Regions from separate parts of the Mus musculus genome. Here region 1 is linked to region 2. Evidence: chromatin loops called from intact Hi-C (ENCODE). Cell type or tissue: heart. All regions are shown on one strand. Each heading gives the region's core, and the rest is flanking DNA. Links, peaks and the distances in the headings are about the cores only. Region 1 holds the start of Gm36926 (a long non-coding RNA gene). Region 2 has its middle 22 kb from the start of Cdrt4os1.

Region 1 (12,628 bases), core at 5,817-8,316, 89 kb after region 2:
CCAACCAATCTGCCTAGAAGAGACCTGTTAGGCTTTCAGCACATTCTTACAGAGAACTCTAAAGTCACCACTCATGACAGATGCATTTGACGGCATTGCAACCTTTGAGTCATCTCTGCTCCTGTAAGTTAACCCCTCATCCACCCCCATGTAAGTCACCCCATTAAATTCATTGGTTTGCCAAATTGAACTTGGATGTAGGCATTGCTTTTCTGTCATTGATGACCTTTCTGGGGTGAATAAGTGTGTGTTTGTCGTGTCTTTCTAGGAAATCTCACATGAGAAGCATGAATATGGAAACCTAGTACTTTAGGAAATAGAATTGACCCAAACATGTTCATATTTTTGAGGAAGCTTTGGGTATTGAGTATGTATTTTATTGGATTCATTTAATAAGCACAACTGGGCAAGTATTAGTGCTCTTGCTAGGATTAAAAGACCTCCATAGTTACAGGATTCCTGGGTATGTGAACATGTGTGTCTCTGGTGTCTCTATGTCTCTGCATTTCTCATGCTTTTTCTTTGATTCTTTTTCTTGTTGGGTTGTTTTGTCCTATTCTGATTTGTTTGTTTTAGTTTTATTTTATTTCAATATTATTCCTTAGATAGCTGTTTTCTAATGAGAGACACAAAGGGTGTGGATCCAGATGGGAGGGAAGGTAGGAGTGAACTTGCAGGGATGGGAGGAGGGGAAACCATAATCAGAATATGTTGTATGAAAAATATCTACCTTCAATTTAGAAAAAAAGACCTTGGTGGATTTTTTTTTGAAAGGCCACTGTTGAGAAGTAATGCAAAGTCTTCACATGCTTATTTAATAAGTTTATAGACTTAACCAGCAGAGATGGAGCAAATGCGTGGCCTGAAAATCCACTTTACAAAGCTCCTTGCTGTATCACAATACGTTGCCCAGGGAGCATTGTCTGTAGGAAACACATTTGGCTCTTGCTCTCACACATTGAATTTCGCAGGTTGTATTAGAACAGACTGGGATCTGGTCTACCACTGCTTATGATGTTTCCCAGCTGCAATGTTTATGTTACTGTTTTCATTACTCATTACTCATGTTCATTCTTTGAAAGCCTATTTCCAGCCATTGAATCTTTTTCATGAACTGAGAATTTAACAATAGAATGGTGTGCTCAGTGAACTAAGGTAGATGTCACTGGGCAGATGGATGTGGGCTGGACTATCTTTTTTTAGCCTTCCATGAAAAGTTATTCCTACTGGGAAGGTGAGTGCTGTGATTTGAATATGAAATGTCCCCCATAGCTGCGTGTGCTGGGGGCTTTATTGTAGCTGATGAGGGTTTTGAGACATGATTGGCTGTTGACCACTCTTACCCATGCTGCATTCAGAATACAGGGCTGTTCACAGGAAGTGATAAAGAGCAGGAGGTGACATCTAGTTAAAGAAGTGCACACTGGGGGTTTCCATGGGAACAGATCTTTCATCTGCTTCTCCCAAGCACAATAAAGCCAAGAATCTCCTCCATGCCACACCCCAGTTGCCATGATGCTCTGCCCCAGTCAATGAAGCCAAGCAACTGTGGACCCAACCTCCCTGCCTGGAGCTATTCTCTCAGGTATTTTGGTCACAGTGACTCAAAACTAATGACTGTATTACTTCAAAAGGTAATTTACCAGGCATTTAAATTTAGAATATCTATGAATAAGAGTATTAAAATGAGAGGTGGTTTGTGTGTCCTGGAGATGTATTAGGACTTGTGAAAACAGTGAAAGAGAACTTTGCATCCCTAGGGTCAACTATCGCCCAGGTCCCCACCTCTTCTAGTGTTAGAAAATGTGACCATTTGGACTCTCGGGAGAATTTGAATTTTCCCCTGTACACTGTCAGAGTTTCTCTCAATGCTCTCAACCAGGATTTCCTCCCCAGTGAGAGGTGCCTGATTTATTTAATTGACCAGTTCTTCTAGTTTCTCCCCTATTTCTTCAGCACATGTGTGGGGGAGGGGTGCATTCTCTCCAACTCCTGCTGTGGGACATCTATGGCATCTGTGAGCCAGAGAGACAGATTTCTACTTCCAATGTGTCTTGTTTAGCTGATTGTTGGTACAACAATTAAGAGCCCTGACACCTTTGCAAAACTCAGGTACTATCTGGCTTTGAGAATTTTTAGAGTTAGTTCCTTGTCCTTACTTCATATTTGTCATCTGAGGGCCACTTTGCAAAATATCAATAGGAAGAAGGAGACAGACTGGACGTGTCATAGACTTCAGACTCAGAAAACAGTCTGTCTCTCAGACCAGTGGTGGCCTCACTGCTTTAAAAGCCACCAAGGAGATTAAGAGAACAGGTGTCCACTGCTTTCAACACAGTGACCCTGCCCACTGCTGGACCATGTGCTTCCATGTTCAGTGAGTCAGATGGCCCCCGCTTCTCCCTCAGGAAGGAGCTTGGGATCTGGTAGTGAAAGAATGGCGAGGTGTATCTTTAACACTCTGCTAGAGAAAAGAGCAAAAGTAGACCCTTTGGTGGGTCAAATTATGAAAAAGTAGAGGAAGTAATTCATTCTAGTAAGTACTAGAGTCAGCTGGCATGGAGGACAGTGGTGGCATTGAAGCAATAGTGTGGCTCATGTAAGGGAGGGAGAGCAGTTCACACACAGAGAAGGACAAATTGGACCAGGGCACAGTTTGGAAATCAAAGAATGCAGTTAATGGAGGAGTGTAAATGCCCATCCCACAGGATGTGGAAAAATACCAATACCTGGAGTAGTGTGTTTGGTAAGAGCCCATTATCACTAATCCATAGTTCTACAACCCAACAGCTACAGCAAAACTCTGCAGCAATCCAATGGGATAAATGTGCTAAAGGGACTTGAGCTGATATTTCTTCAAAAACTTATGAACAGCCAATAAGTGACTACCAAGATTCTCAGCAGCTCTAGCTGCTGGAGAAATGCAATGTAAAATTTCAATGCAGTCCTGCATTATACATATTAGGTTGCCTCCTATCAAGAACAAAACAAAGCAAAAATAAAAGTGTTAATGAGGTTATGCAGAAAAATTGACTGCTTATACATTGTTAGTAGTACTTTGATGAAGTTGTTATAAAATTAAAATTAAAAATAAACACTTAAGATAAAAATTTAAAATAGGATTATCATATTATTTGGCATTTATTCTCTAGCATTTACCTGAAACAATTGAAAGGAGAGTCTTAAAATGATATTTATAAAATGATGCTTAAAGCAGTATTTTCATGATAGTCCAAATGTGGAAGCAACACAGTATCAATAAATGGATAAATAAACAATACAATATACTCATTCAAGGGAACATTGGTCTTTAAGGGGGGAGTTTATAAAACCTGCTACAACATTACTGAGTCTTGATGAAGCAAGTCAGTTACAAAAGGACATATGCCGTGTTATTTGATTTATATGGTGGACCTAGAGTAACCACTTTAATAAAGTAGAATGGTGATTTCCAGGAGCTAGGGGAAGCGGGATGGGTACAATTTGTAAGTGAAAGTGGTCTGAGGATGGATGGTGGTAAGGATTGCATCATGGTGCTGATGTGCTCAATATCAGCGAGCTATACATTTAAAGATGAAAACTTCTGCTGTGTATAGTTTAGCACAACTAGGATGATGAATAAAGTAATTAGTAAGACAAAGGGAATGCTCTAGTTTTATTTTACCTGTTGTGACCAAATATTCAAAAGGCAGCTAAGGGAAAAAACAGGTTTGTTTCAGATCACAGATTCTGACTACTACTGTCTATTATTTCAGGAAACTCAGGGAAGCAGAGACTGGAAGCGGCTCATTATATCACAATTCTCAAGAACACGGAGAGATGAATAGTAGTAGTAGTCATGCTTAGTAGTCAGCTAGCTTTCTCTAGCTACACAGTCCAGAGCCACAAACTAGGAGAATTATGCCACCTACTCCCAGGCTAGCTCTTCCTATATCAATTAAAGCAATCAAGATCATTTATACTCTCCACAGTCCCTCACTGAGACCCTCTTCCTACATGATCCTAAGCATGTTTAGTTGACAGTTAAAACCAACCATTACAGAAGAGACATTCCATCAACAATCTTACCCAGTGGTATACCTTGTATGTTGCAATAATAACTCACCAGACACTCTATGTCCACTGGCAAAACAGTAACATGACTATTAAAGGGGTAACTGTGTACTTTCTGGTTGAATTTGAGGCCTGTCTAACAAGAGTACATTCATGCCTACTACTATAAACCTGGAGAAGAGCCCAAGGCTGGGGAGGATCATATACCTCAAGGGGGAACCTTCTAATAACATTTTACTAAATGGACACATTGTCCAAGTGCCTTCCAAATATTTATATACCTATAGATTAGTCTGTCTCAGCCTTTTCCAGAGAGGCTTCCTATTGCAGTGGGTGGTAGGCTCATAACTGGCCAAAAAATAATGAGAATACATGACAGTTGTATGCTCATCCCTAAATAGGGCATCTATAGTAAGTCCTCCAAGGCCCAGGGGCATCACAGAAAAGTGGACAAAAATTGTATGAACCAGAGAAAGGGGAGACGTGTCACAGAAGACATCGTCTATACAGGACACAGCTGTGACATTCATGAATTCACTAATTATACACAAGATTGGACCAGGGACAGACATCAAGTCCCAATCCTTATCTATGGCAGAGATGGATTGGGGGAAGGAGGTGGTGTAGAGTCACTTGATGTCCATCTACAGGAAGTTCCTCTCACATATTCTCATCTAAGCCACTCTGCTGAAACCCAGTGCGGCATGTGACCCTACCACATAAAAGGAGGAGAGGCATCTGTTGAGAAAAAGGAAGTTTCCAATGGAAGAGGGAGGGGAATGAGAGGGGCAATGAGAGGCGAAAATGATTAAAACATACACATTATACACATACACAAAACTACCAAATAATAAAAATAAACAAAATAAAAAGCCACAAAACAAAATCCACAAATTTGAAGGGACAACCAATCTTATCTCTTATATTAATCTTATATTTACATAAGTTTACATAAATTTGTATTTCGCCTAGAAGTCCAGACACTATTCTAGGCAGTCAGTGGTGGGATGAAGAGGAAACAGGGCTGCCCTGTGCTCTTGGAGTCATGGGAGCAACAGCTTAGAAGACCAGAATGGAAGTGTGCCACTCAAGAAAAGAGATGTTCCATTCAAGAAATGGCATGGATGGGAGAACAAATGATTACACCCAGCAGCAAACCATGCTGAGGAGCATACACTTGTGCCTTTGAGTCAGACGAAGCTTAAATGGGAGGTGACCCTCAAATGATACTGAGAAACTAGGAAAGGGAGATAGAGTTACGGGAAAATATGGGGGACTAAAGGTTAAGGCCATACTTATAAACTGTGGGCAACACATTTCATCCCACAGCCCATCCTACACAGAAGAGGAGGATGGAACCTTGGTAACTAATGAGGGACTGCCAAGGGAAGGAAAATTTGGGAGGACTAGATTCCTCATCCCAAGAGTGGTCCTGTAGAGAAAGACCTTTGGAGTATCTGGTGGGTTTCTTAGATGCCCAGAATGCAGGGTTAGGGGAAGGGAGGGAGAGAGGACATGAGTAGCAGGATATGGGGACCATATGGGCAGGTTATTCTAAACTTTCTGAATTTGTCTTGAGGAGACACTGCTGGAAGCATGCATGGCTCCGGGAAGATGCTCTGCTTGTGGTGGGTCTCTGGGAAGAAGGGCTGGGCAGCAGGCAACAGAATGAGAGGCATGGGATGAGGTTTGGCAAAAGGACATTTGACTCTGAGATAGGCCACAGGGAAACAGAATCCTTACGAGCAACAGGAAACCAGAAGGTGGAACAAAATGGGAAGTGGAAGACACCAGGCAGTCCGTGTGGTCGCCATTATTCCAGGGTACCTATTGCTGCTGCCATCACATGTGGACATCCAGACTCCAGCTTCTTCATCAGACTCCAGCTTTTTCATTAGACTCCAGATTCGTCATCAGTTTCCCACTAGTAAATGTCTAGGGAGTTTCCAGGCCTTCAGCCTCACAGAGTGGCCGCAGCATGGCTCCTCCCCATTCAGAGATGGAGCTCTTGACCTGAGCAGCTACCAATTCTCTGCATCTCCACTATGCAGGCAGTCAGCTGATTACCCAGCCTCCAATCCTCTAAGCCAGTCTAATAAAAGCCCCCTTGAAAACCAGAGGCTCCAGGCTTCTTTGAACGGAGAGTGAATCACATTGGGACTGAGGGCGGGGGGAGCGGGAATTTGGTTGCACTTTAATTGCCAAGGCTGTACTACCTTTTCCTGTGAAGGGGGTAGAGGCTGAGGTGCATCAGCCTCAGAGTTCGTATGATGAAGGTCTGGCTGCCAGTCCCACCGAATGTGACTGAGTTTGGAGATAGGGTATTTAAAGTAAAGATGACAAATCTGACAGGAGGCCGTGAAGGGCTTTTGGCCAACTGAAATGAATGACTTAAACAAGGAGAAAAGTCCTGAGAAGGTGTCCCAGAAGAAAGCAACCCAGTGACACCTTGGGTCTGGAATATAGATTATACTCTTACAATATAGATTATAAGAAAGTAAATTCCTGTTATTTGAGCCACCCCACCCAGTCTGTTGGCCCCAGAAGACTGACACAGGTCTATGGAAAATGATCATTACTTTGATATCTTACAACAGGGCTGTGAGATGCTTAGAGCAGGCTTTTGTGAAAGCTGTGAGGAAGCAAAGAGGAACACAAGCCAAAAGGTGTAACATTGAGCTTCTAAGAAGAATATAAGCCGAAAGGTGTAGCACCGAGCTTGTAAGTGGGACTTCTTAAGACAATAACTAGACATGAAACGGTCTGCCCGAGGAGTCACATGGCTTTGAATTCCCCAGCCATCCCTTGCCTCCAGGGGGGAAACCTGTACTGCAACCACTGCCATTTGTCATAGATCCTTGTGCTCCTGTGTGTGCTGAGACCAGGGCTGGGACACAGAACCACAAGCAGCCTGTGGCTGGAATTTGTGGCTAAGCAAGCAGCAGTAGAAGCCAGATGTCGCAACCCAGGCTTGTCCAGAAGGCAGGCTGGACATCCATGGAATTCATGTGGTCACAGTATTGCATGCATGTTTTGGGAGAGCTGTGTGATGAATGGAGTGTTTATAAGCATTGGAGAGAAAGCTGTGTATTCCCACATTCCCATGGCCCTGACTGCAAGCTGTGAGCTGCAGGGCCTCCTTCCCATCAGCTGCGCATACAGAGTCCAACCAGGCTCTTTTTCTGACTTGAGAGGAACATTCTCTGGCAGAGACTAGGCCTGCAGGGTGCTCCAGGAAAGTCGCTTTGGGAGCAGGAATGGCCAGGTCTGGATAAACATAGTTCAGGCCCTCAGATATTTTGAACATGACTAAATAGCCAGCCACACAGCGCTTCATCAGAGCCCTTCAAATAGTTCATCTGAAGTCCTGGCTGTGATCCAGGCAGTTGCTGGTCAAATGCTAAATCTACTGTTCTAGAAACCAAACACCATAGTGTTTTAGCCTTATGGGATGAAAGCTAAGGCCCTGTGGCGTTGTTGCTAGACTTGGGGAGGGGAGTTCTCTACACTCCAAACTTCATTTTCTTGTTGTCCGAACTGGTGATAATATAATGAAGGTAAGTCTTCAGTGGCAGAACCCTAAGTTTTTAAATAGAGAGGCAAAGGAGGACTTTTGTTTGGGTATTATTGGAAAGTTCTCCAAGCCTATAGCCTCCATAGCAGCCACATCCAGGAAACACTGGAGGTGACGCTGGGGATAACAGTGATGAAGCTAATGAACTCTTGACCTATCAATGGGGCATAGTTGAAATACCCCAATTATCTCTTTATCTATCAGTGAGGCATAGTTGAAATACCCCAGTGACCTCTTGACCTACCAATGAAACATAGTTGAAATACCCCACAGTACTGGCTGCATTCTTTTCTTTTTTTGTTCTTTTCCTTCCTTCCTCCAATCTTCTTCCCTTTCTTATACCATGGTCTAGGAATCTAAGTGCAAGAATGGACACTAGCTAGCTATCATGATTGGAAATGATGCTGGATGGCTGCCGTACGGCCTTTCTCCACACAGGCACACTGCAGGATACATGGTGGCTTGGAGGGTCACTTTTCTAACTGTGCATTCATTCATTCATTCATTCACTCAACAAACACCTATTTTATTTCACACACCATAACTTAGCATACCCCCAAAGCAATAAGAGAGGCCTCAGTCATTCGTAAGCTTATAACATAGAAGGATGATCATAACGGAAAAACTAGGCCTCTCATTTGTTATTCCCGGCCTCATCAATCAGTGAGAAGCTCATAGGCCCGTGACATGCAGAGATGTTGATTTTGCTGAAATATGATATAAACTGCTTGACTGGGCACAGTGTAAAGTGTGGACTTCTGAGTAGGAAGCAGAATAAGGCAAGAGAAAGATGAGTTCTACTGCCTTCCCATCATTAATGCCTCAGAGAGAGATGTGACTGACTTTTCCTGGAGAGTCGCACTCACCCCAAGAAAGGAACCCACAAAAGACCAAAGTGTGGATACCACGAAAGTCCTATTTAATGATCAAATGACTTTTTATTGGGGTTACTTATAGGAATGCGGGTGAGGGGTTATTTACAAGCACAGAAATGACTCAAAGACAGCTGCATCACCAAAGGTCACCTCAGCGTGGTGACGGCTCACAGAGCAGGGAACCTGGGGCACACTGCACAGCCTGCAGGCAGTTCAACAGGCTGAAGAGCATTCTTTCCAGGTTGTCCTGTCCAGTTGTTCTGAGCCTCTTCCAGGCAGTTTGGCTGATTCCTGCTTGTTCCAGACTGCTTTGCTCTTTTGAGAGTGGCTCTTCCCAGCATTTATTCTTTACTCTCGGGAGGGAGGGGCCTAATGAATCTGGTCAGTTTCAGGGACTTCCTTAAATTATTTTGAGTTATTTAGTTTTTGTCTTAAGGAGTCTCCCTGGAGCTGAAAGTTTTAACCTGTGAAGAAACTGCTACATAAAAGAGATGCTTGGTTTTCTGTGGCAGTCACTAGTGCAGTTGCCTTAAATGTTAGAGCATCTCAGTGCTATTGCAAAGAACTACTGGAACTCAGAGCTAGCAGGAATTTATATTAATAGACATGAAACAAAATGAAGATCTCTGAGGCAGTAATTGTTCCTACCCAGACAGGAGAAGAATTTGAGAGAAAGAACAGATAGAATTTATGAGTACCAATGAGGAAAGTCATGTCATGCTCAGACAATATCTCTATGTATCACATGACATACCAGGTGGAAGATGTCAGGAGGAGACTCACAGAAGAGGTGTCTCAGAGTAGATGACTGGAGGGGAGCCAAGTGCTGACCTGCAACCCCAAAAGCCAAAGGAACTCTGGCCAAGTTAGTAAGAGAGATAGTATTTAATCTCTGACTAGACACAACACACAAACACAGCAGACAAAAGACGTAGAACAACTAGAACACTGGAAATTTGTCAACAAAGAATGGTTTCTTACCCCTGAGAGATCAAATCCAGATGAGGCAGATGAGTTTATTGCAAGTCCATACCTCTGGGTTCTCAGTACTGCAAGAAGAAACCCATGAGTCAATTCCTGGAGCTGAGAAGAATCAAGAGCCTAGCATCACTGTGTCATGTGGGGTCTCCATCTCCTTCATGCCAGATCTCTGTTGTCTTGAAGCATCTGAGGGGCATACGTCTTCAAGCTCAGTCCATGGATGTTCTGCATTTCCTTGCCAGACCTCGCCTAGCATCCTTAACACAGCTTTTAGGCAAGAATTAAGGTCTATGGATAATTGTAGAGTTATATCTCCTGCTCCAACTTCTAGCCTGTGGTGAGCTAAGTGTTAAGACTACTTGTTCAGGTTTCTGTTTGGTTTTCATCGGCCTTTTTATGAAGATTGACCAAAAAAAAATGTCATTTGTTTCTGTGTCCAAAGAATAGTGTTAACAGTCTAGTGTGTGAGATATGTGTAGTGCTGTGACTCTGGGCCTGAGATTATACATTTGTAGAGCCAGCTTTAGCTCATTTTCCAGCAAAACTACTCAAGAGGCTGCACAGACCTGTGCAAGTTCACAGACTGTTTAAAGGCCCGCCAGAGGTAAGCAGAGACCTCATCTTCCTCCCCCTCCCCCTCCTCTTCCTCCCCTCCCCCTCCTCTCCCCTCCCCCTTCTTCTTCTTCTTCTTCTTCTTCTTCTTCTTCTTCTTCTTCCTCTTCCTCTTCCTCTTCCTCTTCTTCCTCCTCCTCCTCTTCCTCCTCCTCCTCCTCCTTTTACTTTCTCCCCTTCCTCTACCTCCTCTCCCTATCCTGTCCAGCTCTTTAGCACTCTGATGTCCTATGACATTCAGTGGACATGTCCGTCTCCCACGTCTTACAGGCTCACGTAACTAATTAAGATGAACTAGAAATAACGAGCAAGTCCCCAGTAATAACAATAGTTCACAGGAAAGTCTTGCTCTCCATTGAGCCCCAGAGCATACTACACACACAGGACTCTCCAGATTGACAAGTGACTCCTCAGAATAACTAGCCTCTCAGAAAGCTCTGAGAGTCTCCATAAGACCAGCAAGTACCACAGGCCTCTAGGTAGCTTCTAGAGCTTTCTGTCACTCTCAGTTTTTTGGAGATGCAGCTGAATCAACTCTTAAAGTAAATTTCTAAGCCTCAGAGGCTTTGGAGCAAGAAGAAATTAGTTTGCTACCACAGGGGACATTGCCTCTCTTCCCATTGTCATAAACTCCTGGGTAACATGGTTGGCACCCATCTCCCAGATCAAGGGTTATTAGTGTATCAGTTACTTTGTTCTGTGTATCAAAACCACCTCCAAATTTATTGGCCTAAAATAGCGTGTGGTTGGCTCTCACCATTCTCACGTGATTTTCATTGGCGTCCCTCTGCTCCAGGTCCGACTCTGGTGTACTTGGGGGACCTTAGCACAGGTAGCTGGGATGGTGGTTGAGAATCTCCTATCGCGTTTCCTCTCAGTCTCCAGAAGTGAGCAAACCAGCTCAGTCAGTCGACAGGGTCTCAAGGGAGGAAGTGAGGGTTGAAAAAGAAGAAAAGCAATTAGAGAAAAGTATAACATGGCTTCAGCCTGTACTGAGGCAGAAGCAGCTCTAGTCTTTCCCAGTCTGCTTTTATATCATTCTAGGTACATCCAAAAAACCCACGGCCGGTTCTGAGATCAAAGACAAAGTAATCAAGTGAAGTAGTAAACAAAATGATCACATAAGATAGTAATTAGCAAAGTAGGAAGCCAAGCGATCACACAAGATAATAATTAAGTAAAGTGGTAACCAAAGCCCCACGGTCACCGTTTCTAATATTCTTATCTGAACCTACTTCCTTGTCGGAGCCCAGTGACAAATGCCAAACTCCTACAAGTGACACCAAAAGCTCTCAACCCAGAAGCATGTCTGGGCTTCCTCCTACAGCATTTCCCATGTTGCACCGTTAATATCACACTAGCATGGATAGATGCCAACTTAAAGAGTGGAAAAATAGAATCCATCTCTTGAAGGAGGTGAGCATTAGGGCTGAGAAGTGTCTGCGGGCTGAACAATGGTGTTGGTCTCTGGCTACAGTTGCTGCTCAATAAATATCTATTGAATATTGTTTTAAGAGGACTTCAGTCTTGCTTCTCATCACATAGTTGAATTGAAGATGTTCAAAGCACACTTGTCCCAAAGTCCGGGCTCCGTAGAGTGCCGTGGATGCCAAATACACTTAGTCACCACCTGGAAAAAGTCAGATGTCTCTCACCATGGAAGAAATCAGCAGAGTCCAGTGACCTCAGCAAGGCTTCTGTTTCCTTGATGGAAGGCAGCGCTGGTGTGGGCAGGAAACTGATACTACAAGTGGCAAGCTTCTAGTAGATGGCCAGCCTGTTTCAGCTCCACCCAGGAATTCACACACTGTGTGCTACGGGAGAAGGGTTGAGGACCAGATGCCAGAGCTGCAGAGTCAAAATGGCTCTTCGGTTCCTGGGATAGACACATGCCTGCAGTGTCGTCTGTACATACAGATGGCATAGACTTCCACCAGCTGACATACAAGTGTGTGCTCCTGGTTGCCCTTTGCCTGGCCTCAAACGGAGGAGCCCATGAGTTCCTCCTCACCCTCAGCTTGCTGTAGTGAAGGCTCTTTCTGGAGCAAGCCATTAAGCAGCACCTGTCTATGGTCTCTGCTTCAGGTCCTGCCTCCAGGCTCCTGTCTTGGCTTTCCTCAGTGATATGTGACCTGAGAGTTGTAAGATGAACTAAACCCCTTCATCCCACATCTGTTTTTGCTCTGTGTTTTATCACAGCAATAGAAGACAAACTAAGAGGGTATTCATTAATTTTTCTAATGTGTCACTGGATTCAAAATTCAATCTGCTGGATTATTAGAAGAAGGTGTGGTGTGATAGCACCTGACACTCACTTCCTCTGGACATTTCCTCAATTTCCTTGGGACATTGCTGAGTTCTGTGATCTTGGGATCCACTGGGTTCCACCACCCACCCATGTGTGAGTCTTCACTCAAAGGACTTTGGGGATGGGCATTTGAAAACTCCATGACAGTAAGAGACCGTAGAACATGGCAAACTTTGTTGGCAGTGTACAGATGGAACTACATAGAAGAGGCTTCATAGCCTGAGG
Region 2 (12,628 bases), core at 5,940-8,439:
GGATGCCCTGCACTTGGGCTCCTGCATTGTTTATGCATTCAGCTACTGAGATCAATATTTCAGACGAGCAGGCAGAAGGGCCAGGCTTGCTCGCTGGTCCCTGGAGCCATCACTGCTCTGTTTCCATCCCCATTTCCTAGTTTTCAGCTTCTGGTTGGTCCCTTCCTTGCCCTACAAACCTTTTAACTTTCATTTTTTTTATTGCTGCACCCCATTCCCACATACCCACTGAGCTCTGTATGGTATTTGATGCATGTAGATACTGTGTAATGGTTACAGATCACAAGAGGGTTGCTCTTTCCACGGGAGCAGAGCCTAATCACATTTTTGTTTTCCTCTTTGCTCTACCCCACCCTCTTTCCCATCTCTACTCCCCCTCTCCCCTTCTGGGTAACTTGTCTCTTTCCCTGTAGCCCCACCCTACTGCAAGTCACTGCCTGTCACTGCTTTCCTTGTTTTCTGTATCAAAAGGCTCCTTCCTCCACCCCCACACCAGTCCAGGTACTCCACATGTCTGCCCCTACTGTATCTGGATCTGCTTGCATCTTCTTCATCTAACTTCTCTATGGAGTGACTCTCACTCAGGAGGGGCACATCAGAGATATGGACCTAGCCACCCCATGCTCGAGTTGAAGGAATAACTCCAGGCTAGCTTCCTTGTTCCTCAGGGCCCATCTCCTACCCTTCCATACCCATTGCACATTTTGCACGTCTTTGCTAGCACATGTCTAGAGGTCTGCTTGGGCTGCTCTCTGCAGTGCCACAAATGAGGTGACTTAAATGGTGTCAAAGCATTGCCGTGCTCTGGAGAAGTAGTTTCTTCCCACAGTCTGGGAGGCTAGAAGCCTGAAACCTACATTTGGACAGGATTCTTTTCTTAAGACCCTGTCTCCTGGTTTGTTGATAACATCTCTTCCCTGTGACTTCAGATGTACTCCCCTCTGTGTGGGTTTGTGTCCCACTGAGCAGTTCTTATAGTAGCACCAGTAATAAAGAACTAAGGCCCACCCTCTCGGCCTCACTCTAATTTGGTTGCCACTATAAAAGCCCTTCCTTTAACTGCAGGCATACTGAGGTGCTAAAAGGATAAGGCTTCATATAGGAAGCTGGGTTCTGATGAGACACCGGCTGCTAGCCCTGTCACTAGAAGAGTATCAGAGACCTAGGGGTCTGACAGCTTTTGAACTAGGATCCAAAGAGAGGAAGCAGATGAGCAGGCAGACTGAGCTGCAGACCGGATGCCTGGAGACAGTCTCAGAAGCAAGGGTCCTGTGGTGAATTTGCAGGCTGCTATGGCCCCCAACACAGGCTTGTTTGGGAGTCCACAGCACTGAGAGAGGCTCACATCCCACTCCATTAGTGCAGTAGGGCTCAGTCTGTCATGCTCTGGAAACCCATCTGGAGATGGGTTTGCTTGGCTTCCCCTTGTCTGTGGAGATGAAAAGAGGAACTGGGTAATGAAGTGCTAGTGGGAGGAGCTGAGAAAAGGCTGATGGAGCCAAGGTCCAGCTGTGCCTTCCTTGGGTCCTGGAGGGTGCTATCCCTCCCCCTCCTGTGTGTGAGTGGCTGGCTGTTTCTTTGTGCCTGTCTATCTCTAACCTCATTCCAACTCCCCCCACTCCTCCCACACAAGTTCTCTCTGTAGCCCTGGCCTGGAACTCACAGGTTTAAAGGTCTGACCCAGGCCTCATCTCTCTCTGTTGCATCTTAAATAGAGAAAATCTGGCCGAGCATCAGGGCTGTTTTGGCACATGCCAGCACACAGACGCCAGCAAGAATTGTGCTCATCGTCCATACTCTACCCTGCCCTTCACCTTAAATAAATTAATCACCAAAACCTACCTTCCTTTTGAGGACCTTCGTCTTATATTTGCTAACCAGAGACAGTTCCCTGTGAATAGCAACTCTGTCCCAGGTCCAGCTGTTTGTGTGACCTTTGAACCCATGCAAGGCCTGGTGTCTCTCACCTCCCATTACTCCACCACATCCCTGCGGTTTGGCAACATGAAACAGGGTGAGAATTCTACATGTAGTTTGGGCCTTTCCCTGACCCTGGATTTACCACAGTCTCAGTCATGATATAAATCAAAGATGTGGAGGTTAATCTTGGTTTGGCCACATGGAACAGGGTGAGAATTCTACATGTAGTTAGGGCCTTTCCCTGGCCCTGGGTTTACCACAGTCTCAGTCATGATATAAATCAAAGACGTGGAGGTTAATCTTGGTTGTCAGCTTAGACACATCTGGAAAGTGGGAACCCTAATTGAGGAATTTCTTACATCAGCTTGTCCTGTGGGCATTTCTTTGAGGTTATTTTCTTGACTACTGATTGATGTGGGAAGGCCCAGATCACTGCGGACTGCTCTATCCCTAGGCAGGTGGGTCTGGACTGTAAAGAAAAGCAAGCTGAACAGCCAGAGATGGGGAGAGCCAGTAAGCAGTGTCTGTGGTTTCTGCTTGAGTTCCAGCTCTGGTTTCCCTCCGTGACAGACTGTGACCTGCAAGTGTAAATTTCCCCCAAGTGACTTTTGGTTATGATGCTTATCACAGCAACAGAAAGTAAGCCAGGGCGAGACACTGCCTTTAACAAGAGCCATCCTCTATCCCAGAGATGAAAGCTACTCTTTCCCAGCCTGGCATATGCTTGCTGTGGGGATGGTACCCATTTACCTGGTCACATATTCTGTAGATTCTAGGCTCCTGTAGGGCAGGACAACCTGTTTGCTTTCCCTTGCACCTCCAGGTCTAATCCTGAATTCCATAGGGCAGGACAAACTGTTTGTTTTCTTAACATCAACTCTTGTGCCTCCAAGTCTAACCTTAACCCAGAGTTTGTACAGAGAAGGCTCTCTATAACTCCTCTCAAATACGCAATAGGTTGCACATTCCTCTGTGAAAACTATGTACATGAGGATCAGTCACTCTGCTTCTGTCTTCCTAGGATGGACTTTGAGAACACAGCCCTTCAGGGACCTATTGAGATCAAAGACCACAGTTCTGGTTATTTGAACCAAGACCTCTTACTCTTCACCAGTATGACTAAATCCAACAATACCAGTAGGAAGGAAGGAACCACCAATGTGCCTAGATGGGTTCTTCCTTTTCTCCAAGGTGCTTGGCAGATGAGAGTGCCATTCAGGAAAGATGAATGAACCTAGACATGAAGAAGCTCAGAGGAGAATTGGAGTTTGCTAACTCCACCACTATTGGGAAGTAACCCCCTTACCATGGTGTTTTCTGGGAAGGTCGTATGGTGTGAGGCTCTGACTGTTGTATTACAACCAAAAAGGTTTTCTGTTTTCCCCTTTGGGTACTGAGAACACCTAGTAAGGGCTGGGTTTGCCTTGATGACAGTGGATGACTACAATCCAGCAGGAGCCACAGACCCAAAAGGAAATTCATGGCATGGCAGAAAGTGCAGCTCAATTGACCCCACACCTTGCCCATATACACACATTGAAGGGTTCAGCCTCTTGGTTCTGTATCATCAGACTAATCGCATTCTACAGGGGCAGGCAGGCATCGTGATTGGTTGATTGACCTGAGTTCTATAATATAGCTGGGGTATGACAGATACAATCAGGTACAAAAAAAACCTTAGCAGCAAAGGCCAAATGACCAGTTGGGATGTCTGTCTATATAGACAGGTGGAAGCTGGGGATGCAGCTCAATCGTAGAGTCCTTGCACAGCATACACAAGGTCCTGGGTTCAACCCCAGCACTGAGAAAAAAGGGGCGGTATGGGCGTAGGTCATCATGTTTCATGAACATTAGTTAGGAGAGACTAAAGAAGATGGGAGAACACTGAAAGAACAAAGAAAATGGGGGGGGGGAGGGGTGCATGTATAGACAAATAGACAAATAGTAACATTAAATTTAGTGAACTTATTTCTAATCTTGGGGGTGGTGGTGTGAGAAGAGCCTTTTTTTTTTTTTTTTAACCAGAGAACCTTCCAAACATTCTGGAAGTGCAGCAGTACCACACATCTCTAGAAGTGAGAGTCAAAGAGAGGAATACCCCATGAGAACCCTTTTAAGAAGTAGAGTCCTCTGCTCTCCCTCATCACCCCCTCTCTGCAGTTAGGTGATTGGCCCGCATGCTGATGGAAAACCAGAACATCGTTGCTCTGAAAGAGACTGCAGGTCTCTGGACTGAGGGACACTAGGACAATGAATTAATACTCAAATGGCTATTTTGGAACATCTCCTGAGGGCAAGCTTCTGGGTGCTGCAGGAGGTGGTGGCCTCGCATCGATGGAGGTTTGGTAATGGGAGACATGAGTCATGACAATGCAGATGCCAAAAAGGCCAATTGCCTGCCAGTTCTTGACGAGATGGGCTTAGCTAGTGCTTATGGGAAATAGTAAGAGTGGACAAGAATGAGAAATGAAGAGGCAGAGAGCTGGGAGAACAATGACAATATCAGAGGGCTCGGATTCAAAGAGGCAGACCCTTGCCAGGTTGTTTGGAGGATGAGACACCAGATGTTGTGTTTGCAAAAGGCTCCTGCAACTGAATGTCTGGAGAAGTTGGGACCAGGCAGCGGGGGAGAGGGTTCCTGGGCTTTATCAGTAACTAAGGGGTCTGTTAGTAAGGAGCTAAGACAATGGGAGGATTCAGTGGGACCGAGACTCACAAAAAAGACCCTTCCCATGTCCAGGGCAAGGGCTTATCAATTCCTATAGCTCTGCTTTCCCTCACCAAGGACTGTGGTTCTTTATAAATGCAAACACTTCGGGCAACTTAGGACCCTGGATTTACAACAGCCAAGTCCCAGGGCTTTGAATTCTTGTGGGGGGAATCTTAATTACAAAGCAAACTGGACTTTAAATGGAAACACACATTCTTTTAAGCAATTTCTGGAATGTTATCAGTCTTCAACCATCCACAATCTTGGACTTACTGTTCACTGTGAGGGGGACCACCCAGGAAGGCAGCCAGGCAGACCACTGGATAATCTCAGTCCTGTAGTCTTGCTGCCCTGCCTTGTCCTGGCTCCTCCCTAAGGCTGGACCCAGCACTTCAGCCCTATCATCTGAGAAGTGCAGGGCTAACCATTGGCGCCTTGCAGGGAGCAAGGGCTCAGCAAATGCTAGCTGTTATCTTTAATAATTACGATTGGTGCCTGGGTGAACCAACCTTTGACCATGAAGTGGCCTGAGAGTTCAGAGCTGGTCCTATGGGCTCTGGGGGTGGGCAGAGAATGCTGCTGCTGGATTTCTCATTTTCAGCCCTCTTCAATCCAATTTCAAGGCATGCCTTCCTGAAACAGAGATATTTCTTTTGCCTGGAATCTAAAGGGAGATCCATAGCATCCCACTGATGGCATTGGATGCCTCTTCTGTTTGAATTTATTGTTTTATGTCTCTTCTACTGGCTTTGGTATAAAATATATGCACTAACTTAGTAATTTTTAAAGGACAGTTCAGTGGCATGGAATACATTCAGATTATACAATCAGGTCCCACCTGAGCGCCTAAACAGTGCCTACTGTCTCATTGACTGAAGAACTACTATCCAGCTTGTTATTCTGGGGCTCTGAGAAACTTAGAAACCAACCTTCAATCAGATGTGACAACTTGTCTCCTGACATCTGGTCCCCAAGCTTTTTTCTTCTCAGTCTGACTCCCCCACCCAACCCACATTCATACTGCAGGGAGACCCCAGGCCATGTCTAGGCTGTGGAAGCCCTCAGCCTCTGGGTAGCAGCTATTTTGCACTCCCTGCTCAGCTTAGGTGGGCACATTCAAGAAGGTGCTTTGCTATTTCATAGGAAAGTTTACAGGACCTTGTAAAGATTACCAGGAGCAGAAATGCCCCTGGTGTTGTAGGCAGACAGATCTAAGGTCAGATCTAACAGCATGTGAGACACGAGCTGTGTTTTCTGACCTCATTCCTCTTTGGTAGACTGGGGATCAAATCCTCAAGTTAGTTATATTCAGAGTGAGACGAGTTATCCATGGAATAAAATACAACTGACTCTAGAAAATCATCTCCATGCAGACAGAGGCTCGAGCTCTTGACCTACATGTCAGCATCCCCCTCAACTTCTACCATGTAACAGGTTTCTATTTGCTCAATAGAACCAACCCATTCTTCTGCAATCATTACATGTGAACCCACTCAACAGTCCATGTTTTATATGTCAGAAACTGTTCAGCAGTAATCCTGACCAAGATCCAGACAGCTGGCAAATTGGAAGCAATCATTATCCATCCAGCCAATGTTTATCACACTGCATATTTGCACAGAACAAGAGGCTTTGGGTGTTGTTTATATTATAGTCTACGAGTATTTATGTGACAGCCTACGATTATGCAACTTCTTACAAGGACAAGATGAAATCCAGAGTAGTCTGTGTGTGAGGAAGCAGTGAGCCCTGAGGAATACAGACTTCCCAGAGGCTGAAAGGCACCCTGGGAGGGGCCTCCTCTTAAGGCATAGCGAGCCATATACGATGACGATGACGCTACCTCTAACTGTTGGAAGAGAAGGTGATTTTGTGTAGGCATTCTTTCAGTCCGCACCTCCTCCCTTTCATGTGTTGTGTGAAGAGGACAGCTAAGCCCCACAACATTGCTCTAACACATCTCCCTAGGAAGTTAGCTTTGAGAAGAGTTTTATTAGGAAAGAAAGAATAAGGAGACCCATTAGACCCTGAGCACAGGAACAAAGTGAGGAGAGGCACCTGGAAGAAGGTAGGACAGAGAAAACGGTGACCTGAGAACACACTATTGCTGTCCAGGCAATAGACTATGATTTGATTCTTCATACGTGACTGGTCTTCATGGCTGATGCCCTGTGAGGCATTAACCTGCATTCACTAAATAAAAAAAGAAATCAGAGAACTCTGGCCCAAATTCATCAGATGAGAGAAGCTAGCTGATGCTTGTCATCAAAACGTAATAATGAGAAGATTCAATCAGCTCTTACGGAAGAATCTTACAGAAGGATGCAAATAGAGTCATTCCAGTTGGGGGCAAATGATTCAGTTGACCAGACTCAGAGTGCCTGATGTGTCAAGGGATATAGGGTTATAAGAGTAGGCCTACTCAAAAGACCCATAGCACCTTTCAAGGAACTTCTGTGTTACTTTCAAGGACCCTAGGGCATAGTGGCCAGGAGAATTTTGTGGAGCTGAACCCAGAATGGTGAGAATTAGCCTTGCTGACTAGTGACAGGTGTGCTAGTGGGCCATTGCTATATCAGAAGGGTTCTGGGGGACTTGTCTGTCAGTTGCATCTCTTCCCTGCTCTCCTCTCCATGGCTGGATGAATACAGACAGACTTTCTAGATGCTATTCGGGCCACCCATCTCTGGCTACAGCACAGCTCTCCTTGGCTGGGACACAGTTCTGAGCATGAGTCACACTGTCGTGCTGGGTTGACACTTCCTCTCTAGCCAAGGGCGAGCCGAGCCACTTCACCCTGAAGTCTACTTTAGTTCAAGCACTCTAGCACGTTACCAGCAGATCTTACTGCCGAGAGCCATCCAGATAAAGTACCCTTTGCCCAGTACTAGATGCAAAGGAGCACGAGGCACTGCCAGTGCAGACTTAGGGAGCTGAGTCAGTGTTACGCCATCCTCCCTGAGCCCAGGGACACAGCCGCCAGGAGATGTCCTTGGCAACAGCCACTTTGACAGTTTTCTGGGAGAGATGACACTGTTTTAGCCACCACAGCCAGGACACTCCTTGATTTTGGGCATCAGCCCAGTCATCCAGATTCCAATGGCTCCCTTAGCTTCTTTCTTCTCTGTTAACAGATTTTTCTGAAAACAGATAGATATACCCAAGCCATCCACACCTGGTCCTCTCGATGTGTGTTCATGAAGCAGCATAAATGGCTAATTATCTCAGCATACACTGTGTTCTAGCTATTTGCTGCTACACTTAGCCCCCAGCTTCTTCTTTCCAGGGAACATGGGCATATGAAAAGCTACCCCAGAGATTGGTCTGGTAAAGCATGGATCTGGCCCAGGTAACTCTTTCTGTGGCTCTAGTTATTATGCATGTGTCTGTGCCCCTCTCCTTGCCCCTGAGTCCAGCTGACACTTTCTGGATTTGTCTGTTTGATAGCAGTGTGCTATCCTGGAATCCTTTTAGTTCACGGGAGTAACATTTTTCTCATCCCTTCTCCTCATGCTCTGGCATTTATATGCTGGGCCTCCTCTGATGTTCAACATGTTGACCAAGATGTGATGGGGCATCTGCTGGCCAGGAGACAAGTGTCCATCCCCATACTTCAGAGATGCTCATGCAATGCCAACTGCATACGACATGTCTTCTGCTCTGGGCTCTCATATGAAAATGAGAGGTTAGCATGGTCTCGGGGCACTAAAGAAGGCTGAGGTCACTCTGAGTTAGCATCCTGCTGGGTGGGGCAGGGGTAGGGATGACAATGGAAAACAAAGAGTTAACATCTCCCCTGTGCTCAGTCTTTGCTAGGCATTGCCTGTGGCTCAGGAGCCTGTTCCCTCTACCCATAACCTCATCTCTCAAGAGAGTTAATATCAAACAAAAGCGGGGATAGCGGAGTGTCTTCCACCTCAAATTTACCAACCACACACTCTGTTTAAGAGCCCCAACTATCACCCATGCTCACTAGGCACCAAGTGCTGCTGTCCCCAGGGCCTCACTGTCTCCTCTTGTTACTGCCTGCCCACTCCTGTCCATCATGCCTTCTTGCCCCAGAGTTTGTCCAGAGCTTCTCTTCTCCCCTGTCCTCCTGCATCCTCTGTGGTCCTGCCAGAGTTACCGGCCTAGAGCAGGTTAAGCGTGGGCACTGCAGTGTGTCACCAGCAAAAACTGTCCCTATTAGCAATCTATCTGCAAGGGAAAAGGCCAGACTGGAATGCTGTGTAGGCTGTCCAGTCTAGCCTCACCTCTGAGCACCCTTCCCCCATGGAACAATAACAGCACACACTCAAGGCCTTCTAGGGCATTTCTCAGCCCATTCTCAACTGCACAGTACCCAGCCCTCCCTCATTCTCCAGGTGATCTCTGCTTGTCCTCCAAGTGCCAGCACCACACCTTTACTCCCCAAAACCCTGTACCGACGGCCTCAGAATTCAAGTGTTTCTCCTTTGAGACTACTTACTGTGTGTGGCTCATGAGCACATACAATGGCTATCCAAATCATGCCCAGTGTATATCTCATACAGAAACTCTGCATGTGATCACAACTTATTTTTATATTCCCAGCTGGTGCAAAGTGCCTGCCATTTACCGGAGGAATTATTTTTATTAAGTAAGCTAGGCTACAGGAAAAAAATAAAAGACTAAATTCAGCAGAAAGTTCAGAGGTGGTGGGATGCGTGGCTGCTGAAAGGGTAGGTGGCGGCCAAATGTTCTCAGAATTTTGGATGCCTCAGGTAAATACAGCTTTGGAAATGCAAGGAATAAAGGAGGCGGGGTGGGTGCGTTTCTCCACCCCTAAACTTTTTGTTGGTGTCTGAGAACTCAGAAATGTAACTGCGCTCTGCCTAAACAAAGCCCTGACTTTGTTTTCTATGAGTGAGGGGGAAGGCTCTGGGTGGGTGTGCAGAGTGCCAACAATGGCTGTTCTCACCCATACTTTTGATCCTAGCTAGTTCAATTTGGCCATCAAGGGGAGTCCCAGCCCCTGTCACCATGAGTTATCTATAGAGAGAAGAGTTACTCCAGAGACAAAGAGCACAGAGTGTGCCAACTCCTGCTAGCTTCTGAGTCTTCCCTTGGAATTGTTTCCTGTAAACATGCAAAAAAAAAAAAAAAATTAAATAGGTGCCTGCTCTGTGTTGGGAAGGAAGGTAGGAGGTATCTGAGGAGGACTAAAATATGGTTCCTCCTTCACCGAATTCTCAGCCAAGGGAGAATGGGAACATAGAAAGATAATCCTAGCAGAATGCAGCAGGCCACTGAGGGGTCATGGGAACAGAAGAGAGGGTAAGCCAGTTCTCTAGGGCCCGGATCAGAGGCACAGAACAAAACCCTCAAGTCAACCGTGACTCAGGGAAATCAGAACTGTAATTTCTCTTGCAAGAAAAACATATCCAGAAGTGGGCAATTCAGGCTGGTCTGGTGGATGACTCCTGGTATCAGGTTACCAGAACATAGGGCTGCACATGTCTTTCTCACCACCCAGCCCTTGACCTCTGAAGCTCTGCTGAACCTCCTCATTCCAGGCAACAAAGGGGACAGAACCCCCTCTCACCCACCCTGTAGCTGTGTCAGCAGCCTTCATTCCAGGAAGTCCCACATGGTGTTCCTGCTCTTGTCTCAGTGGTCACATCTCTGTTTCCAGGCCATTCCTAAGGTCGAAGAGGTCAAAAGGACCCAGGTCAGCAGTAGGCTCAGCTAAAAGTCAAGGTTCTTCTCCCAGGGAAGGAAAGCAGAGTACGTGACTTTCCTTTCACTATGATAGATGCAGCTTGTGGATGGGAGAGTCCTATTGGTTCACGGGGTTAGAGGGTGAAGCCCGTTGTGTGAGCATAACGTGGTAGCCAGAGTGGGATAGTCTGTAGCCGAAGCTTGTGGTGCAACATCTCGCAGGGCCAACCAGGAAGCAAAGACTGGATGGAAGCAGGGAGGGGCTGTTACCCTCCATGTCCACTCCCACTGACCTACTTCTACCAGTCAGGCCTCACCTCTTAAAGTTTCCACAGCCTCCCACTCAACATCACCAGCTGGGGACCAAGCATTTAAACATACAAGTCTGGAGAGTACATTTCACATCCAAATTGTAGTGAGCTAATAGTTTTTGCCATGCTAAAACCACTTGGAATGGTAGGGAGCATCTATCTCAATTACCAATGTCTTCCGGTAAGAGAAGGGCTGCATGAGGAGGTGGGCTGTGGCAGAGCATCTGAGATGTAGTGTTAGGGACCTGAAAAGTGGTTTTAATGCTGGAACCCTGATGCCAGAAGGGGAGGGTGAAGGGAAGATCAAGAAAAGAGTTGTCAACTCCAAGAGACTCCCACAGAGAGATGTAGGAGCATGAAGGGAACTTATGTAGTGACTATTAAATGAGTAAATGAAAAAGAGCCATGGGGAACCTAATCTGGAAGACTGAACCAGGAAAGTCTAGGGTCCATTGATGAAGATGAGCAAGCCAATGGCACACAGCCATGGTATTACATTCCATAGTTCTGTGGAGGTATAGTTGGCTTACAATTAATAATTCTATATTGTTTTCCTTAGATATGTATATATGTGTATTAGCCAGGGTTCTCTAAAAGAAATGAACTCATAGAATTGTGTATATATGTATATATATTCTTATATATATATTCTCATTTATCGCTAATAAATCCCTCCTCATTTATATGATATATGTGATATATATCCCTCCATATGTATTTATAAACACACACATATGAGGAAGGATTTATTAGAGTGGCTTACAGGCTATGATATGGGTGGTCCAACAATGATTGTCTCTTGAGGAAAGGTGAAGGATCCAGAGCTTGCTCAGCCCATGAAATTGGATGTCTCAGCAGTGGCAATCTGGTGCTGGAGTCCCAGGGAAATCCTAAAGAGCTACTAGTTTTCAGTCTACATTGAAATCCTGAAGAAGTAGGTGCTAACACCAGCAAAGGGGTATCTCAGGATAGATGAATGTGTTAGCCAGAGTGAGAGCAAGCAGGCAAAACCCAAAAGCTTCCTTCTTCCCTGTCCTCTTAAACGGGCTGTTACCAGAAGATATAGTCCAGATTTAGGAAATTCTTCTGACCTCAATGATCCAACCAACAAAAAACAACCCCCACCCCGCCCCCACTTACGCACACAGGTGTACCCATATGCTTGGGTTTTAGTTAATTCTAGATGTAGTCAAGTTGACAATGAAGATCAGCACCATAATATGTGGCTATGAAACAGTCACCACAGAAAGATGAACATATTGGTCACACCCTCGTATTTCCAGGTCTTCCATCTTCCCTGCCCTAACTCTAGTGATCTGCTTTCTATCACTAGATTTGTCTGCATTGGTTCGTTTTATACAAAAGAAGCATGCCGTGTTCTCCCGTTTGTGTGGCATAAGTTGCTTTAAACTTTACCCATATTGTCTGTGGAGAGGTAGTTAATTCTTTTCTATTGTTGAATTATATCCTGTCATGTGCTCTTACACAACTTCTCTGTACTCACTTGTTGATGAAACCAAGATTCTTGGTGCTGCTTTGAAAGTTTAGGTCATGATACTTGACACTGTTATACATCTTTGAGCACAAATTTGTATGTCTTTAGTGCTAGGAACAAATGCATAGGAATGTAATTGATTAGGCTATATAGTCAATGTATGCGATATGCTCTAAGAGTCAAGCATTTAATTGTTAGAAAACTATAAATCCATGTGAAATTTTAATGAAAAAAAAACCTTACTCAGTCTCACCCAGTGGTAACATCTAGCAAAGCTATAGTTCAACATCACAGCAAGGATACTGACATTAGATATAATTTTATCATATTTGTTCATGTGGCCACCACCCAAGGCAAGATACAAATTAGTTTTCTTACCATGAGAGACTTTGTCCATTTATATCTGTGCTCATTTCCTTTCTCCACATCTACCCCTGTTATTAATTCATAATATGTTTATATTTCAAGAATACCATATAATTGGAGTCTTACAAACTTTTATAATTTTTCACT

What was found. Hi-C counts contacts between places; a loop is a spot of excess contacts. Peaks named below come from ENCODE experiments on the same cell type or tissue, not always from the same donor. Only the 100,000 strongest peaks of a DNase experiment are listed, where the experiment ranks them.
Region 1: it touches region 2 in a loop (2.0-fold over the local background); 2 of 42 quality-filtered maps call a loop at or near these places.

The regions. Positions count from the first base shown.
Region 1 is chr11:63,108,165-63,120,792 of GRCm38, forward strand. It overlaps Gm36926 (a long non-coding RNA gene), which reads right to left and starts at 11,095. Exons shown (of 3, transcript XR_388733.4): 1 at 10,853-11,095; 2 at 9,484-9,551. In heart, for the core only: no CTCF peak of the experiment used is centred there; a DNase peak (open chromatin) is centred at 7,157; H3K27ac peaks cover 847 bases.
Region 2 is chr11:63,019,365-63,031,992 of GRCm38, forward strand. No RefSeq gene overlaps it. Among named protein-coding and RNA genes, the nearest start is that of Cdrt4os1, 22 kb to the left of the region's middle. In heart, for the core only: no CTCF peak of the experiment used is centred there; DNase peaks (open chromatin) are centred at 6,227 and 7,467.